Linked DNA regions of Mus musculus: all the other regions are linked to region 3. The links are chromatin loops, found by intact Hi-C in ENCODE. Cell type or tissue: gastrocnemius. All regions are shown on one strand. Links, peaks and the distances in the headings refer to the core of each region. The heading gives the core; the rest is flanking DNA.

Region 1 (8,618 bases), core at 2,699-5,198, 480 kb after region 3:
GCAGTCTCCCTGGCCTCCAGCTTGATTCTTTAAGCTGTCTAAGAAAGCAGGAAAGTAGTTCATAGTCTGTGTTCAAAGTGGAAGTTGGCAAAACTATAGCTATAAGTTTTTCTTTTAATGAACACAGTTATATAGATTGGTTTATGCACTTCTTATAGCTATTATTGTCCTGCTGTGGCTGTGGCAGAACTGAGTTGTTTTTTTGTTTTTTTAAGATTTATTTATTATCATAAGTACGCTGTAGCTGTCTTCAGATGTACCAGAAAAGGGTATCATCAGATCTCAGTATGGGTGGTTGTGAGCCACCATGTGGTTGCTGAGATTTGAACTCAGTACCTTTGGAAGAGCAGACAGTGGTCTTAACTGCTGAGCCATCTTGACAGCCCAGAACTGAGTATTTTTTAACAAGGGTTACATGGCTCACTAGCCTACAGTATTGCGTGTGTGGTACCAGATGTTCAGCCCTTGAAGAAAAGGTTGCTCACCTCTTTTTTAGAGCCTTGCTCTCTGACAGCCGCTCCTACGGGTGCTGAGTCCCTGGCCTGCCCACAGTATCCGCAGTTCTCCCAGTGCTTACTGTATCTCAGAAGCACTGCTGTTGGCGGTGTAAACTTACTGTGCGTAAAGCCCACAAGGGAAGGCTTCTTTGCTCTAACCTGGTCAGAACCGTCATGTATTTGTAAGGAGATTTGTGGTATCATCAAAGGACTCACTCACAAGTGTTAAACAGTCCACACTCAGTGTATATTTCTACTAAAAGCTGTCTTTGTTCTTTAGGATTCCTTGGCTTAAGGGTCCCTCTCTTGTCTTTACTCGGCATGTTAAGACTGTATACTTGTACAGTTTGCATCTTTCTGTTCTTTAGGATGAGATCCATCTTCTACATGATGACAGAGGTCCTGTCTTAGAAGCTTTGGTGGCCAGGGCCATCCGAAACATTGAGATGACCCAAGAAGATGTCCGACTCATTGGTCTCAGTGCTACCCTCCCCAACTATGAAGATGTGGCCACCTTTCTGCGAGTCGACCCTGCTAAGGGCCTCTTCTACTTTGATAACAGGTATAAAAAGAAACTGGAAACTTGTTACCCAGGCAGTCTTCCTGTTCCCTACTCTTCTCTAAGGAGCATACTATTGAGTTTTAGGGTTCCTGTGTGTATTTTAGAAAGCATTGTTTCTAGGTCAATGGAAAGTAACTTCTCTCACAGTGTTCTCTGCCAGAAATCTCATTTGTATAACTGTTGAACTTCTAGCTTCCGCCCCGTGCCTCTGGAACAAACATATGTGGGCATCACAGAGAAAAAAGCTATCAAACGTTTCCAGATCATGAATGAAATAGTCTATGAGAAAATCATGGAACATGCTGGAAAAAATCAGGTTTGTGGATGGTTCTTGAACCTTTTCCTTTTTTTTTTTTGGTTTTTCGAGACAGGGTTTCTCTGTGTAGCCCTGGCTGTCCTGGAACTCACTCTCTCACTCTGTAGACCAGGCTGGCCTTGAACTCAGAAATCCACCTGCCTCTGCCTCTCAAGTGCTGGGATTAAAGGTGTGCTCCACCACGCCCAGCTCCTTTTCCATTTTTAACTTAAACTAATAGACAAGGTAATAGCATGACTCACCAGTGATCAGAAATAATATGAGTTACTATATTACTACAGCTGCTTTAAAAGATGGTCAGGGTCTGGAGAGATGGCTCAGTGGTTAAGAGCACTGACTGCTCTTCCAAAGGTCCTGAGTTCAAATCCCAGCAAACCACATGGTGGCTCATAACCATCCATAATGAGATCTGATGCCCTCTTGTGGTGTGTCTGAAGACAGCTACAGTGTACTTACATATAGTAAATAAATAAATAAATAAATAAACAAACCTTAAAAAAAAGAAGAAGAAGAAAATGGTCAGGAGCTAGGAGAGTCAGCACATGCCTCTAATACCATAGCTTAGGTTGCTGAGGCAGGAGGACCTCAAGCCAGCTGGAGGCCAGTTTGGATTATACAATGGTACCCCCCTACCCCTATTCCCCTCATGGTCCCACTCCCCTCCCCCCCAAAAAAAATCCAAAAAATGACTGGGGACTTGGAATGGAACTCAGTGGTAGAACATATACATAGCATGTTGACCCCGGTTCATTGCATTTTCCATCACTGCATAAATGGGAGATGGAATACTGTCAACAATCACTCATAAACTGGCCAGTTTATGGGGTAGATAGATGGCTCAGTGGTTAAGAGCATTGTCTACTCACAAAGGACAATTGAAGCTCAGACCAGTCTATCAACTCTAGATCTGACCTCTCCTAGCCTCTGTGAACATCAGGCATATATATGTTGTATGGACATATGCGCATATAAAACATTCATTTCATAAAGTAAATAAAAATTAACAATAACTAAATAAACTTATAACTTAGAAGAATTGGATCATTTCCTGAAAACAACTATCACTATAGCCTAGATGAAAGATAATTTGAATAGTCCTGTGATCGTAAATGATAACTTCATAGTTGATACTATCCTCCCCCAAATTGGTGGAACTAGAAAAACCAGTCTGTCTATAAGATAGCAAAACTGTAGCTGAAAATTATTAGAACCTAGTGAAATCAGGCCAGTGAGATGGCTCTGCAGGTAACGGCGCTTGCCCCCAAGACTGGTGACCTGAGTTTGATCCCCAGAACATAATTGGTGATGGAGAGAGTTGATCACTACTCTGACACACAAAATAATTTTTTTAAGATTTATTTATTATATGTAAGTAAACTGTAGCTGTCTTCAGACACACCAGAAGAGGGCATCTGATCTCATTACAGATGGTTGTGAGCCACCATGTGGTTACTGGGATTTGAACTCAGGACCTCCAGAAGAGCAGTCAATGCTCTTAACCAGAAAAAGAAATGCATAGCTTCTTACTGCCTGCCTTAGTTAATACTGCTAACTAGTAGTAGTGTGCCACTACTGCCCGACATATAATTTCATTCGTTCGTTTGTTCACTTATTTATTTGTTTTCTTTCTCTTTTTTTTTGAATGTTACTTTGATAACAGTTTTTAGTTAGCAGTATTAAATAAGGTAGGCAGTAAGAAGCTATGCATTTTTTTTTTCTGATAAAAAGCACAGGAGTTTATATGACAGGGTAGGACTTCAGGACACTAGATCTCAGGAGGACTGTTTCATATAATGTGGAACTAGTTTCAAACTATTTAAATATTTTTATAAATAATGTAATAGTTTTGGTATTATTTTGAAAATACACCTTTATTTAGCTTAGACTTGCTAAGGCTCTGACCATATTCTTGATTGAGGTCTTTGAATCTCAATACACTGTGTATTTAGATTTATTGTTCAATGTAGAATTCTAGGGTTAGTTTAGTTTCTTAGCTGTGAGACTGTGCCACTATCCTTGGTACATTCCTTCCCCTGTGTGTCCTGGGCTGGGCTTAAACTCTGTGTAGCCCTACTCATAGCCTGGAATTTAGCTGTGACCTTGAGTGCAGAATTAGAGCTGGAGTTACCATGCCCAGCTTCCCTTTGGTACTGTCAGCCCTGTTAGACTTCTTTCCAAACTAGCATGTATTTTTGCCATAGACACTTTTCTAACCCATCGCTTCTGTTTCTAGTGGAGCAGCTTCTGCTTCCTGTAGCTGGTGCCCTGGTGCTCTGAGAGCAGCTGCTGAAGGTGCACCTTTTAGCTCTTGCATGATTCTTCTTAGGTGCTCGTGTTTGTCCATTCTCGAAAAGAAACTGGGAAGACAGCAAGGGCAATCCGTGACATGTGTCTGGAGAAGGACACTTTGGGTCTGTTTCTTCGCGAGGGTTCTGCCTCCACTGAAGTCCTTCGTACAGAAGCAGAGCAGTGCAAGGTAAGAAGGGACCATCTGCTTCTCTGGTGACTGGTTCCATATTGGGTAGAGTCCTTTGGGACCATATGTACTGAGTGCTTCTGTTCAGGCAGGTTAAAAGTCATTTTCTTGGGGCTAGGGAAATGACTCAGCAGATAAAGGTGCCTGTCGCCAATCCTAATGGCCTGAGTTCAATCTCTGGGACTCACATAGTAGAAGAAGAGAACTGACTTTCATACACATGCCACACACAGGCATATATACAAACCTAAGAATATAAGTGTGTTAAAAGGGACTGTGTGGTTATGGGACTTCCTTTTGGCCTTGGAGGAGTCCTAGCAGGAGGCCGGCCTCACTCTGTTTCTGTTCACAGAACTTGGAGCTGAAGGATCTTTTGCCCTATGGCTTTGCTATTCATCATGCAGGCATGACTAGAGTTGACCGAACACTTGTAGAAGATCTTTTTGCTGACAAGCATATTCAGGTGAGGAGGGGCAAACCTAGTAGAAACAGACTTGTCTGTAGCTCTGCCCTGAGAGACTTGTCTGTAGCTCTGCCCTGAGAGACTTGTCTGTAGCTCTGCCCTGAGTGTTATCTCTAACCTTTTGTTAAAAAGAGAGTCATTTATATGTATTTGTGTGTGTGTGTGTGTGTGTGTGTGTGTGTGTGTGTGTGTGTGTGTGAGACTTGAACGAGTTTATGTGCACCACATGCATGCAGATGCTCTCAGAGGCCAGAGGAGGGCACCAGATCCCTTGGAACTGAAGTTACATATTCTTGTGAGCATATGTGGGTTCTGGGACCTGAAGCCTAGTCCTCTGCAAAAGTAGTACATGTTCCAGCCACTGAGCCGGTCTCCGTCTCTAAACATTTTGAGATCTGGACCAGCTAGCCTAGCCCAGGCTGGAAGGTTGTGATAGTTATGCTCACTCTCCCCACACTTCATACACTGCATAAGAGAGGATGGATGCTTCATAGAACTCTACAGTGTAATTCACAGTGTCAGGACCACATTCTTTCCCTCTTCCAGGTTGGTAGATTTTGAATGTTTTATAACTGAGTTGATAAATACAAGTTTAAACTTCTGACCTATGTCTCTGGAACCTTGGTATGTTAATTCTCAAATATGTAAGAGACTGAAGAAATGCTTTCCTTTTTGCTCCAGTGTCACATTGAGTACTGAAATATACATCCACTCCTGCCTCCGGTTAAGCTCAGGCACCAGACAAGCGAAGGATATGGCCCTGCTATGGTGGGGTCTGTTGTCCTTATTATCCTTCTTTACAAACTCTGCAGGTTTTAGTTTCCACCGCAACTCTGGCGTGGGGTGTAAATCTTCCTGCACATACAGTCATCATTAAAGGTACCCAAGTGTACAGTCCAGAGAAGGGGCGTTGGACAGAGCTGGGAGCACTGGATATCCTGCAGGTACAGAGCCTCTGAGATGATTCTCAATGGGATGAACTCCTGGGCCTGGGGTCCAAGGATGCTGCAAAGATGGCAGATCAAGACCAAGTTCTAAAGTGTGTAACTTGTTGAGTCAAAAGCGTTGCCATAACATTTTCTTTTATTGCTTCTGCCTTAGATGCTGGGCCGTGCTGGACGGCCGCAGTATGACACCAAGGGTGAAGGCATCCTCATCACATCCCATGGGGAGCTCCAGTACTACCTCTCCCTCCTCAACCAGCAGCTGCCTATCGAGAGCCAGATGGTCTCCAAGCTGCCTGACATGCTCAATGCGGAAATTGTTCTGGGCAATGTCCAGAATGCAAAGGTAGGGAAAGCTTTGTCTTCAGAGCTTCACACTTTTCCTCAATGACTCAGGTGACTTAGAGTGACATAACTCCTGTGAGGATGTTTGGGTCCAGCAGTGTCTCAAGCTTTGGACCACAGCTCATGCAGGGCAAGCTTCGTGGGTTTGTGGTATATAGTTCCTTTTATGTTTAAGATACTTGAAAGGGTTTTTTAAATTGAAATACTGAAAACATTCAGAATACATTGTAATGTGGGTCCTTGTGCTTAAGAATTAAGTGTCCAAGTGGTGGCACATGCCTTTAATTCCAGCACTTGGGAGGCAGAGGCAGGCAGATTTCTGAGTTTGAGGACAATCAGGGCTACACAGAGAAACCCTGTCTCGGGAGAAAAAAAAAAAAGAATTAGTGTCCAAGCTATCTGTGGTGCTTCTGTTTGGACTTGAGCAGGTCGTCATGCTAAACACCATGAGCTGTCTTGCAGGATGCAGTGAACTGGCTGGGCTATGCCTACCTATACATCCGAATGCTCCGGTCCCCTACCCTCTATGGCATTTCTCATGATGACCTCAAGGGAGATCCCTTGCTGGACCAGCGCCGACTCGATCTTGTTCACACTGCTGCCTTGATGCTGGACAAGAACAATCTGGTCAAGTACGACAAGAAGACAGGCAACTTCCAGGTGATTAGCGTGTGATTTTTGAGAAAATTTTAGCAAATGTTTAGGTCCTTGATTTATGTATTGCCCATCTAATTACCTATGTCTAGTTAGATTAAACAGTGCCCTGTGAGCTATGAACTTAACTTTCAAATGTTTATTTTCTTTTATTTTTTTATTTTTTTCGAGACAGAGTTTCTCTGTGTAGCCCTGGCTGTCCTGGAACTCACTCTGTAGGCCACGTTGGCCTCGAACTCAGAAATCTGCCTGCCTCTGCCTCCCCTCAAGTGCTGGGATTAAAGGCGTGCGCCACCGCACCTTTCTTTTAAATTTTTATTACTTTATGTGTATGAGTGTTTTGTTTGCATGTTTGTCTGTGTAGCACATGTCCCCATGGAAGCTAGAGTGCCTGGTCCCCATAGAGGCCAGAATTGGGTAGTGGCTCCCTGGGACTGGAGATGCTCCTGAGCCACCATATGGGTGCTGGGAATGGAACCCCAGGTCAACTGGATGAGCAACCTCCTCTCACTGAACCGTCTCTCCAGTCCTTAGGTTTGAAAAGTTTTAAGTTTCAGAAATCAGGTTGAGCTAAGGCATATGTTTGCTTTCATAGTATCACTTCTGCATTGGTCAGTTTGTTGTATCATCTTTCTTATTGTGCCGAGTTGCTTGAATCGAGCAGCAGTTGTCCTCGTAGGACAGTCACTTGATGTTAGAAGCTGGGGGCTGATCTCTTACTGAGTCTTCTTTCTTTCTAGGTGACAGAACTTGGCCGGATAGCAAGTCACTACTATATCACCAATGATACTGTGCAGACCTACAACCAGCTGCTGAAGCCTACTCTGAGTGAGATTGAGCTTTTCCGAGTGTTCTCCTTGTCCTCAGAGTTCAAGAACATCACTGTAAGAGAGGTGAGCCTGTGAGCCTGGCAGGCCAGGAGTTTAGGACCCTTGCCAGGCTGCTGGATTCTTTTTTCCTTCATCCTTGCCCTGTGGATTTTCTAAGACCTGTCTTTCCTTGAGACAGGAGGAGAAGCTGGAGCTGCAGAAGTTGCTGGAGAGAGTGCCCATCCCTGTAAAGGAGAGCATTGAGGAACCCAGCGCTAAGGTAAGCACGTCTTCACTTTGAGATGAATCTTGAACTTGGTTTCACAAATGGTAACTTGTACAATTCTTTCTCCTCTTGGGGAGTGTTAGAGGTTGACCTGTTATGTGCTGTACGACTGGTCGGACCCCTGCTTCCCAATTGTCCTACTCTGCTTCTTTCTCACATATATTTTATATGGAATAATAACCATTTCATGTGTAAATCAGGAACCATGGAAGGTTCTGTCTGGAACATGTTCCCAGAGCAGAAGTGCAGATAATTTCTTTGAGCAGTCGGTCAGTGACCAGCCTCCGCTAGCTCCTTTGCTTCTTTGCAGATCAACGTGCTTCTCCAAGCCTTCATCTCACAGCTGAAACTCGAAGGCTTTGCGCTGATGGCTGACATGGTGTATGTGACCCAGGTGAGGAGTTGCACTGAGTGATGAGCAGAGTCTAAATAGTTCCTGGGTTCTCTGTACTGTGTTCCTCAAAGCAAGGTGGCCAGATACTGCTGGTGGGCCAGCTGCCTGCTGCCACTTTAATTCACCACTCTATTGTGCTGATATTGAGCGTGCAGGAAGGGCGGGCTTTATAAAGTGCTAAGAGGCTCTGTAGGTCCTTGTAGAGAGAGATCCACAGGGCATGTCACCTTCTCCAGGAAAAGTGACTTCCCACCATAGCTTCATGGTCATAAAACATGACAAAATATTTTATTAATTTCTCTGTCTTAACCTAAAAAGGTAGGAGGCAGAAAAACTCTTGTTTCTGAATTGGTATGAGTGATCTCCTCAGATCTCGAGCTCATCAAATTGTGGTAGATAAGACTTCACAACTGGAATACTTGTCTTTCCCTAGTCGGCTGGCCGGTTGATGCGTGCAATCTTCGAAATTGTCCTGAACCGAGGTTGGGCACAGCTTACAGATAAGACCCTGAATCTCTGCAAGATGATTGACAAGCGCATGTAAGGGCTCAGTGAGCTAGAGGCTGGTTGCTGTGAATTTGGGCCTTAGTGCATTTGATGTTCAGTCCTGGTGGCTGAGATATGGCATGAACCTAGGTGAAAGCTGGGAAGTGGGAAGCCCCTGTAGAGGGTAGGGCTGGGGGGGCAACAGCTGGATTGGCTTTCTGGTCTTTCTGCTGTCAGTTTCAGACATCTTCCTCTAATGTAGGGTCTGTGTAGTTATTCCAGACTGTTGGAAGCAGTGATGAAAAACGTGGGGAAGGCAGTTTATTTACAGTGCTACAAAAGAGGTGACCCAGCTCTGTCTCCTTTCTGAATAGGTGGCAGTCCAT
Region 2 (2,500 bases), core at 1-2,500, 270 kb after region 3:
TTTGACATAAATAGTGTTGGTAATTGTTAGAAGCAGCTTTTATTTCTATATTCTGGTATTGGGCAATTGCTTTGAAATAGCTACATTAGTTCTTCATAACCAGGGTAGATGGCTCCCTTGTTAACCGCGTGGGACATACAGAAAACGAAAGCATTCTGTTTGTTTACATAGTGATTGGTATTTCACTTTTCAGAAAACGATGAAGGAATGTATGGTGAGACTTATATACTGTGAGATGCTTGGATACGATGCTTCTTTTGGTTATATACATGCAATCAAGTTGGCCCAACAAGGAAACCTCTTAGAAAAAAGAGTGGGTATGTATATGTTTAAGACTTCTGTCCTGACTGTCGTTTTTAAGGTTTTAACCATATATAAAATGATGGCTGGTATATAGTATGTTTTTACAGTTTTGCGTTACACACTTTATCTTTTGTAGTCTTGGGGACTAAATGTGGACCCTGTATGCTAAGTCAGCTTCTCTTCCACTGAGCTACATTCCAGCCCAGATTTCCCAAGCTGGTGCTTTGGCAACACAAAGCCTGTAGGTAAAGTCAGCTTTTCTGCATGTGCGTCCTGTGCATCCTTTTGGAGTCAAGGAGACTTCAGAAGGGCTTGATTGTGTGAGAGGGAAATGCCACACACTCCTGCCAACCCACGAGCTGTGCATACAGCTCAGTTCCTGGTGTGTAAATTGTACTTTAGTAACGATTGCTTCAAGAAGCCTATCTAATCCCATTACTTTCATGCTGAGAGAAGACTACTCATTAATTGGTTAATTTGCTTTTTAAAAAGAAGTCTTACAGCCAGGCGTGGTGGTGCACGCCTTTAATCCCAGCACTTGGGAGGCAGAGGCAGGCGGATTTCTGAGTTCGAGGCCAGCCTGGTCTACAAAGTGAGTTCCAGGACAGCCAGGGCTACACAGAGAAACCCTGTCTCGAAAAACCAAAAAAATAAAAAAAAAGTCTTTAAACTTGCTAGTGTTGTGCTGTTAGAAGTATTAAGTTTTTTGTTTTTTTCTGCAGTAATCCTTTAGAGTGTTTGGAAAAATTCTTTTAAGCCATGAATCTGTTTCCAATGGTTTCAGGTTGTATGAAAATCCCCAAAGGTGTTGCTGGGGCAGTGTTGGGATGGAACATGGTCTTCATCCCGTGAGAGCGATAGTAATGTCAATCTCCTAGGAATGAGCAGTCTTCATGGATTGACTGACTCAGGCGAAGGAGGAGGGAAGAAAATAGAGTAGAGCCTTCCACGCACTGAGCGCCCCTCCACCACAGAGCCTCGTCTTCTAGCTCCTGCCTTAGTGTGGCCTTTTTCCAAAGCAGAGTGTTCCGTGGCATCTTCCTGTCTATAGTCCACATTAAATGTGAACTCTTCTAAGATCTTTCTGTGACTCCCTCCATCTGATACCTTGTGGTAGTATGTGTCTTTTCTTAACAATATATTAATTTTCTTCATATATTGTTTCGGCTTTCAGACTAATTCAAGCTTTTTATAGTCCTGAGCTTTTTCTGTTATTAAAGAAATCATTAAAATTGATTTCTTTTAAAGCTTATATATAATTCCAGTAGGCTTCCCTCATTTTCAGACAGGACTTTCCTGTGGCTCTCAGACTGGCTCTGCAGACATTTTATTTCACAGCCACTGCGCTGTGTTGTCAGACTGTTCCTTAGAATTCCCTTCAGCAGGGTGGCTCCTTTCTGTTGTTGTTGTTTTCTTCTTGCAGATAGCCTCGTGTCGTCCAGGCTGGCCTCTGTTATTTATCCATGGGTGATCTTCCTGCTTTTACTTCCCAGATGCTGGGATCACACCACCACTCCTGGCTTCTGTGACCGTGGGCTTTCGTGTCTTCTGGTGCCCACCCTGCTGAGTGTTTCCATTTGTCTGTAACGTTTCTGATGATCGTCCTCACTTAGCTTCCAGGTGGTTGTATTGGGAGTGTCCTTGTTTGCTTTGGTTTGGTTTCTTAGGGTATTGAGGCTGTAGTTTGTTTTCTTTTCTTTTGGGGACAGGGCCTCACTAAGTAGCCCCATCTGTCCTTGAGCTCACAGAAATCCATCTGCCTCTGTCTCCCACAGTTCCAGGATTAAAGGCCTGTGCCAACGTGCCTGTCTGAAAAAAATTGTTTTTACATTATTGTTGAACACTATAGGAGAAGTGAAAAACAACTCCATCTTAAGCCAGTCTTCAGTCTGTGTTGGAATCCACAGAGATGGGTTCTCATTCCATCCAAGTAGTGCCTTAGCAACAGGATTGAGCATCCAGCCAGTGAAAGTGAGGGCAAGCAGGCAAAAAGCCAAAGCTTCCTTCTTCAGCTTCCTGTTGTATAGGCTGCTGCTGGGAGGTATGACCCAGGTTTAGGGTGGCTCTTCTCATCTCCAATGCTCCAATCGAGAAAACCCTTCACAGGAGTGTCCAGCTACTTGGGTTTTAGTTGGTTACAGATACAGTCAGGTTGACAACAAAGACTAGCCATCATACTAATCAAAGGCAACCTGGG
Region 3 (8,618 bases), core at 2,568-5,067:
CCAGCACTCCAGTGGGGGATGGGGGTAGGGCAGAGGCAGGCTGGCCAATCTCTGTTTCAGGCTAGCCTGATCTACAAAGCAAGTTCTAGGATAGCCAGGGCTATTAGACACAGAAGCCTTATCTTGAAAAACCATTATTTTATAGAAACACATTTTGAAAAGTGTGTATATGTGCAGGAGGTAGGAATAAACCGCAGAGTGTAGAAGTGCTATCAGGTCTAGGCGCTCAGGGCTAGGTAGGCTTTGTTTTGTGATTATTTTATAACTTTTCATCTAAGATCATAGATTGTTTTTGGGTTCTTAAACTTTATATATCTTCATTTAATGTTGTATTTTGAATTTATTTTTTTGTTTTCATTTTGCTTAACAGGGAACAGTTCCACACTTGGGTTTGTTGTGATCTGTGGTTTTTGCTGTCAAGAGACTGTCCCGTCTTAAAGATATCTATCTTTATTTTGTAGTGGGAAAGTAAAACTGTCCTGCGCCATGAGCCTTTGGTGTTGGAGGGCGGCTATGAAAACTGGCTGCTTTGCTACCCGCAGTTTACAACCAATGCTAAGGTCACTCCACCCCCTCGGAGCAGAGCTGAAGAGGTGTCTGTCTCATGTATGTATGTATGTATGTATGTATGTATGTATGTATGTATGTGAAAATTGTGTTTAAAATTGCTTCAGTACAGTCTAAAACACTTAGGTGTTCAGGGTAACCTTACTTGTATATGCCTTTGTCCTATGAAATGCTAGTTTGTTTTCAGGAAAAACAACACAGACTAGGAGTTCATGTTCTTTAAGACAGTGGTGATTGCCCTTTCACTCTGTTAGCTATCACACATAGCCTGCATAGCACGTAAGTACTGTGTGTGAAGTTTGCGGTTCTTAAATAAATGTATTGTTCTTTTGGCAATTTTAGTGGATTTTACTTATCCCTCATTGGAAGAACCAGTTCCTTCCAAACTTCCTACCCAGATGCCACCTCCTCCTATAGAAACAAATGAAAAGGCACTGTTGGTAACTGATCAAGATGAAAAGCTGAGACTGTCAACCCAGCCAGCTCTAGCTGGACCTGGTGCGGCTCCCAGAGCTGAAGCCTCACCCATAATTCAGCCAGCGCCTGCTACAAAGAGTGTTCCACAGGTATTGTCTTGGCGTTTGTTTGTTTGTTTGTTTGTTTGTTTTTTACTAACTTTATTCTTTTGTTTTAATGTCATATTGACACATGTTACACAGAATTTTATATATTATCTATGATACCTTAGAAAATATAACCTCAGAAGGATTTGTGCATCTTGGCACCTTTATTTATTTTATTTTTTTTAAGATTTATTTATTTATTTGGGAAGCTGGAGAAATGGCTCAGTGGTTAAGAGCACCAACTGCTCTTCCAGAGGTCCTGAGTTCAGTTCCCAGAAACCACATGGTGGCTCACAACCATCTGTAATGGGATCTGGTATGTCTGAAGACAGCTACAGTGTACTTGTATACATTAAATAAGTTAATTAATTTTTAAAAAGATTTATTTATTTTATGTAAATGAATACTGTCTCTGTCTTCAGACACACCAGAAGAGGGCATCCAATCCCATTACAGATGGTTGTGAGCCACCATGTGGTTGCTGGGAATTGAACTCAGAACCTCTGGACAAGCAGTTGGTACTCTTAACCACCGAACGGTCTCTCTAGCCCCAGGCACTTTATTTTTAACAAAAACCTTTTATAATAATTACCTCTGTTGCCCTGGCTATATTAGACTCCCTACAAGACTTCAAAGCTCGCTGGTGGCCATTTCTCATAACCTGTAGCAACAGCTTGTGTTCCGAGGTAGATGGAAGAGCTCAGCTGGTGACGTTGCTGTGATTTGACTGGCACGGCTGCCCTCAAGTGTCTGCCTCAGATGGCTCTCAGGACTCCATGAGAATAACCAAGTCTGCAAGTGCTCGGTCCCTCTTACACATCTGTGTGTCACCTGCGCACCACCCAGAGCTTAAGTCCTCTCTGCATTACTTGTGGTGGTTACAGAGGCTAGGTGAGCAGCCAGCTACCATACTGGACTGTTCAGAGTAATGATGAGAACAGTTCTCTGACGTGCTCCGGACAGAAGCAGACTTTTACAAACAAAACATTGCACTGTGGAGGGTAGGCCCATCACTGTAGAAAATGGAGCCCATCACTGTGGAGAGTGGTTTGCCTACTTTTGCTTATCAGAGAGGTGAAATGTCAGTGTTCTGGCTTTAAAACATATTTTAGTTCCATTTCATTGGCGTTTGAAATGTTAATGATAGTTATTTAAAGATATTGAATGATATTCAGATAAAAATTTAGAGGTTCTTGTTAGGTTCTCTTTGAAGAAACAGTAATAAAACTTGCCTAGACAGTATTCATTATGGATCTGTAGCAGTCGCTTTCCCTGCAGTATTAACATTTGAAGTGGATGATGCTGATTTCTTTAGAGCTGTCGAAAGTCAGTATCTTCATCATTTTTAAAGTTATCTAATATTTCAGATTAAATATTAAACAAATTGAATAAATAAGTCTTCTTAAAGTATAAATATAAGACATTATAAAGAGAAGGTATATTATTGTAAATGCCTTCATTTTAATTGAATTCTAATACTTGTATATCCAAGATGACTGAGAATATAGTTTTTCCAGTGTATTTTGAGGTTCACTGCACTCAATAATCTGAGAAGCAATTGAGGAAATTTCTATTTGAAGGTTTGTAAATGTGGGTAGGATGGATTCTCTGCAGTGACTGAGAGAGATCTGGTGTAGAGAGAGCCCAGTCACAGAATAGTTCACCATTGCTGTCTAGCCCTTGGGGAGCAGAGCAGGAGAACTGAGTTTCTTTTCTATAGAGAAGCAGCAGCTTTCTGGCTCTGAGGTCTTAATGGGTTTACAGATGCAGAGACGGGTTGGAAAGTGAGTGACTGGGGGCAGACAGCTCTTGACCTGCGTAGCTGAGGGTTCATGCTGAGGAGAGCACCATGACAGCACAGGAGACCAGAAAGACAGCCAGTGACAGAGAATTGGATCTAATCTGAGCTTTGTTCTACAGGTATGAGGAGCTGAGGAAGGAATTGTAAGTTTAAGATAGGAAAGTGTGGTGTTTCTCAGACTGGGGAGGGTGAGTGTGCCAGCAGCTAGGGATCGAAGCTTTGGTTTTAGGTCCGGCTCCACTTTTAGTGTTGGCTTCATCTCCACAGTGGTTCTTCCTACTTCGGTCTCAATTGTAGAAAAGAATAGGTGATTTTGTTTATTTGGGGGATTTTTTTGCTTATTTGAAAAAGTAAAAAGGCAAAAAATAAAAGTGAAAAGGAATTGGGATTTTTTTCCCCACTGACTTTGTTCTAATGGGAACATAAAATACATTTTATAAGCATGCTGCATTAGATCATTATTAGGAAGTTCTCAGTTAAGTTCTCCTTGCTGTTTCAACACACAGTATTTCCAAGAAATGTTAGGGTTACTTCTCACAATGTTGTTAGAGCAGCTAAAGCACCTCTCAGTGCTCACGTTCTAGAATACGGCAGCTTTCTCCCTCAGATGTGGTGCTGGCAGATGGCCCAGCCAATAGAGAGCCTCTTGTGCAAGTGTGAGGATCTGAGTTGAGGGCCTCACAGCCACATGAGAGCCAGGTGCAGCATCACACTCCTGTAATCCTGGAACTGGGGAGGCCAGAGTAAGGGAATCTTGGGCCTGCTGGCTAGCCATCTACTTGATCAGTGAGCTCCAGGCTCAGTGAAAGACCCTGGCTCAAACAGTAAGATGGAGGGCCAACAAGATGGCTCAGTAGTTAAAGGTGGCTTGAGTTTGAACTCTAGGACCTATGTGGTAGAAGGGGAACCAACTCCTGCAGGCTGTCTTCTGACTCTCCCTACTAAATAAGTAAAATTAATACTAGCTGTAAAATATATATAATAATAAGGTACAAGAATAAAGAAGTGGGGCTGGTGAGATGGTTTAGTGGGTACAGGCATTTATGCACAGGCCTGATGACCTGAGGTCCGCTTCAGTCCCTGAATCCTGCAACATGGCAGGAAAAGACCCAACTTCCAGGAGTTGCCTTTTGACCTTCACACTTGACTCTGCATTCACATCACATGCAGTGTGCACACACAAAATAATAAATAGCTATGTTGGGGCTGGAAAGATGGCTTAGCAGTTAAGAGTACTGGCTGCTCTCCCAGAAGATTTGGGTTCAGTTCCCACACTGACATAGCAGCTCACAACTGTCTGTAATTCCAGTCCCAGGGGCCTGACACACTCACATGGACATACAGGCAAAACACCAAGGCACATAAAATACAAATAAGTAAATATTAAAAATAGATAAAGGAAGAAAAATGTTTAAGTATTAAAGAATGAATAGTAGTCAGGCTATGATAAAGTTTATTTAATTCATTTATTCATTTTGTATGTAGGTATATGTATGTGTACTACAACTTAAATATGAATAGCAATGTAAAATAGGATGTTATTAAACAAAAGAGAAACATGGTCAGATTTGTTTTACGATGATTACTTGGGTGAGTGAATGGCTGGGCAGATAAAGGCTCTTGCCAGATAAACCTGGTGACTTGAATTCAATTCCTAGAAGGTGTTCCATAAAGGCGGGAGAAAAGAACCAACTCTACAAAATTGTTCTTTAACTTTCACCCTTATGCTGGGCACATAAGATGTGTAACTGAAAATGGGACAAAAGAGGTGAGCGGGTAGTGGGAGGCTCTTCTGGAGTTTGGGAAGAGAGAATGATGTTAGGCAGTAGGCTTCCTGGTAGTCTCGGGGATGGAGGTAAAGCTGAATGGAATTTTACCAGGCAGCAGAAAGCTGTGGGAAGAACATGGCCTAGAGCTGCCAGGCGACTGGTGTAGTGTATACAGCTGTGTGGAGAGTAGAGGGAAACTGTATTTGTGGGCATCATTCATTCATTTTTGGCCATCTGGGTGTAAGGTATTATGGGGCACTTATGTGGAGATGGGGAGGGTGTAGGTGGGTGTATTGGTATGGAGCTTCAGACTCCTCTGTCAGGTCTTGGTTCTGTGGTCTGTCATTAAGACATGTAACTCTTCTGAGCCCAGAACATGAAACTGAAGTAGGTTTGGGGCCAACTTAGCCTATATATAAGAACTAGTCTCGAAACAGCACTAAAAGCACATTTGTTCTATTTGTGTTTCTCTAGGTTGATCGTACGAAAAAACCGTCAGTCAAGTTGCCTGAAGATCATAGAATAAAATCTGAAAATACAGATCAGAGTGGAAGAGTTCTTTCTGATCGATCCACCAAGCCAGTATTTCCCTCTCCAACCACCATGTTAACAGATGAAGAAAAGGCTCGTATTCATCAAGAAACTGCCCTTCTTATGGAAAAGAATAAACAGGAGAAGGAACTTTGGGACAAGCAGCAGAAGGAACAGAAAGAGAAGCTGAGAAGGGAGGAACAAGAGCGCAAAGCTGGAAAGACACAGGATGCAGATGAACGTGACTCCACTGAGAATCAGCACAAAGCAAAGGATGGACAAGAGAAAAAAGACAGCAAACAGACCAAGACGGAAGACAGAGAGCTTTCAGCAGACGGGGCCCAGGAAGCCACAGGAACACAAAGACAAAGTAAGAGTGAGCATGAAGCTTCTGATGCTAAGGTACCTGTGGAAGGTAAAAGGTGTCCCACGTCAGAGGCGCAGAAGAGGCCAGCAGATGTGTCCCCTGCATCCGTGTCAGGAGAGCTGAATGCAGGCAAGGTAGGTAAAACGAACAGTAAATGTGTATAAGATGGTGACACAGTGGCCTTCCACAAACAGAACAGGCATTCTGGACAGTGCTCAAGGGGTGAGAGACCGTCCTGATCCATTGGTATTGGCTTCTCTGCTTTCCTTTGAGGCCTGTGATGATGTAAATTGATTGGTTGGCCATAGAATCTTTCGTTTATAAAATGTCATACAACTTATAATTATTGCTAGAAATAGTCATATGCATTTCTGTGCTTGCTTGGTGTGTGACCATCAAAAGACGAGGATAAAATACAATCTCATAATGGAGAAATAAGGCCCAGTAGATGGAGGTCATTTTGTCTACATAGGATGTACAGTCAGTAACATCGACAGCCTGACATTTATTTTACATATAATGATATTTTTGATCAGTCTGTATGATTTTGTTTCTGTTCGTACACTTAAAATCAGTTACTTTTTTCTGTCCTTAACTACATACTCAAAAGTTGATTGCCTTAATTTTGGAAGATATGTTCATGGAATGATATACTTTTAATTTGTTTTCTTTGTACAGCTAACAGTGTCCTTTCCTTTTGACTACTATGTAACAGCAGGAACACTAACAGCTTACTTTTACGTACATACAAGTAAATAGAAAACAGTTTTGGTAGTGCAGAAATGAAGGCTGGAAAGCAAAATGCTACCTTACAAAATGCATACCTTTCAAACAGTACTTTAGTCACATTTTCCAGATTTACAGACCATATTAATACAATGCTCAGGGACCACGGGCTAACCTCACTAGAGTAGCCAGGTGTACTGCACATACCTGTAGATCAGCTCACTCGGCGTCAATAAGCCCATGACTTCAACACTGAGGAAAGCTCAACAGAATACAACGCCTGTTTGAGAATTTTCTAAACACCTACAATTAGAGAGATGAAGTTCCTACTTAAGATACAGTTTAAATACCTCAAAACACTCAAGGCATGTCAAGTATTTGCCAACATTTTTTATTTATAGAGGTAGCCCCATAAGGTAGTGAGTAGTGAGTTTACAGGCAAAACTGAGCTCAGAGGCTGTCGTCTGCCTAGAATTCCATAGGGAGTGAAATTGGAAGACAGCCTCTTTCCCCCTTCCTGTACTGGAGACAGTCTTAAGAACTTAACACTTTCATATGTGTAGAGTCATTTGAGGTGCTGTAAACACCCTAGAAACCTCAGCGGCCCTCAGGTTATGACATGTGTGGGTAGAGAACACATGCAAAAAAGGTTTAGTTAATAAATAGACCTTGCATTTTGAATATGATCTGTGTAAAATTCTGTATTTTCAGCATTCTCTTGCTTATGTTTAAAATATATTAGAGGACAGCCCTTTTCAAGTTAATAAAAACCATATAGGATATAAGCAGTAGACTCTGAGAGCATGGTGTATATACACTATAAGAACATAATATTTAACATTTTATACTGCATTGTAAACCAGTGCTTCACGTTCTATTGAGTTTTATTTTCTTCACTGGTTCATTTTTCTCTTTAGTGGTATGAAATCCCAAATGAACTCACATTTAAACTTGACAATAGAATACACCTTTCAGAGAGACTTAAAAGGTTTTTTGTTTTTTGTTTTTGTTTTTGTTTTTGTTTTTTGACAGGGTTTCTCTGTATAGCCCTGGCTGTCCTGGAACTCACTCTACAGACCAGGCTGGCCTCGAACTCAGAAATCCGACTGCCTCTGCCTCTGCCTCTCTGCCTCTGCACCTCTGCCTCTGTGCCTCTGCCTCTGCCTCTGCCCCTCTCTGCCTCTGCCTCTGCCTCTGCCTCTGCCTCTGCCTCTGCCCCTCTCTGCCTCTGCCTCTGCCCCTCTCTGCCTCTGCCTCTGCCCCTCTCTACCTCTGCCTCTGCCCCTCTCTGCCTCTGCCTCTGCCCCTCTCTGCTTCTGCCTCTGCCACTCTCTGCCTCTGCCCCATTCTCTCTCTGCCTCTGCCCCACTCTCTCTCTGCCTCTGCCCCTCTCTGCCTCTGCCTCTGCCCCTCTCTCTGCCTCTGCCCCTCTCTGCCTCCCAAGTGCTGGGATTAAAGGCATGTACCACCACCGCCCAGTTTTCTTTTTGTTTTTAGTCTGATACATTTAATAATAGTTTAATTTAGGTATAATTTGCATATCATAAAATTTACCTGTTTGTAACATACATTTAGTCAGTAACAAGAGTTTACAGACTAGGGGTGAGGGTATTGGGGACTTTCAGGATAGCATTTGAAATGTAAATGAAAAAAATATCTAATAAAAAATTAAAAATAAATAAAAAAATTTAATTTTAACCTATTAAAAAAAAGAGTTTACAGACTGTCAGGGAATGGTGGCTCATGCCTTTACTCCTAGCACTGGGGAGGTGGAGGTGGAGTCAGACAATTTCTTGTGAGTTTGAGGCCAGGTTGGTCTACATAGAGAGCTCCAGGACAACCATGACCACATGGAAAGACCCTGTATAAAAAACAAAAACAAAAAAATCCCACATACATAAGAAAAACTTAACATAGTACATGAAATTGTTAACATAATCCAATCATAAAACATTTTCACAACACCAAAGAATCACTCTACCTGTGTATATATAGTCCTGTCCTGTACCCCTCCTAAAGCCTCAGACCAAAACCTGCTGTCTCCATTGACTGTCTTTTCTCAGATAGTCTTTAGCAGCTGACTGCTTTCATCTGGCTCAGTGGCTCTCAGCCTTCTTAATGCTGTGACCCTTTAATACAGTTCCTCATGTTGTGGTGACCCCCAATGATCAGATTGTTTCATTAGTACTTAAGTGTAATTTGCTACTGTCATGAATCATAATGCAAATATCTAATATACAGGATATTTGATATTCAACCCCCAGAGGGGTTAGAACCCACAGATTGATAACTAC

What was found. Peaks named below come from ENCODE experiments on the same cell type or tissue, not always from the same donor. Only the 100,000 strongest peaks of a DNase experiment are listed, where the experiment ranks them.
Region 1: it touches region 3 in a loop (3-fold over the local background); 6 of 42 quality-filtered maps call a loop at or near these places.
Region 2: it touches region 3 in a loop (2.3-fold over the local background); 3 of 42 quality-filtered maps call a loop at or near these places.

The regions. Positions count from the first base shown.
Region 1 is chr2:127,220,880-127,229,497 of GRCm38, forward strand. Snrnp200 (small nuclear ribonucleoprotein 200 (U5)) reads left to right here. Exons shown (of 45, transcript NM_177214.5): 15 at 866-1,059; 16 at 1,252-1,375; 17 at 3,702-3,851; 18 at 4,204-4,314; 19 at 5,127-5,258; 20 at 5,416-5,604; 21 at 6,066-6,263; 22 at 6,998-7,150; 23 at 7,266-7,346; 24 at 7,663-7,746; 25 at 8,180-8,286; 26 at 8,607-8,618. Among named protein-coding and RNA genes, the nearest start is that of Snrnp200, 17 kb to the left of the region's middle. In gastrocnemius, for the core only: no CTCF peak of the experiment used is centred there; no DNase peak of the experiment used is centred there.
Region 2 is chr2:127,013,977-127,016,476 of GRCm38, forward strand. Ap4e1 (adaptor-related protein complex AP-4, epsilon 1) reads left to right here. Exons shown (of 21, transcript NM_175550.3): 3 at 194-317. Among named protein-coding and RNA genes, the nearest start is that of Ap4e1, 6.5 kb to the left of the region's middle. In gastrocnemius, for the core only: no CTCF peak of the experiment used is centred there; no DNase peak of the experiment used is centred there.
Region 3 is chr2:126,736,950-126,745,567 of GRCm38, forward strand. Usp8 (ubiquitin specific peptidase 8) reads left to right here. Exons shown (of 19, transcript NM_019729.3): 9 at 462-606; 10 at 910-1,133; 11 at 5,175-5,732. Among named protein-coding and RNA genes, the nearest start is that of Usp8, 34 kb to the left of the region's middle. In gastrocnemius, for the core only: no CTCF peak of the experiment used is centred there; a DNase peak (open chromatin) is centred at 3,582.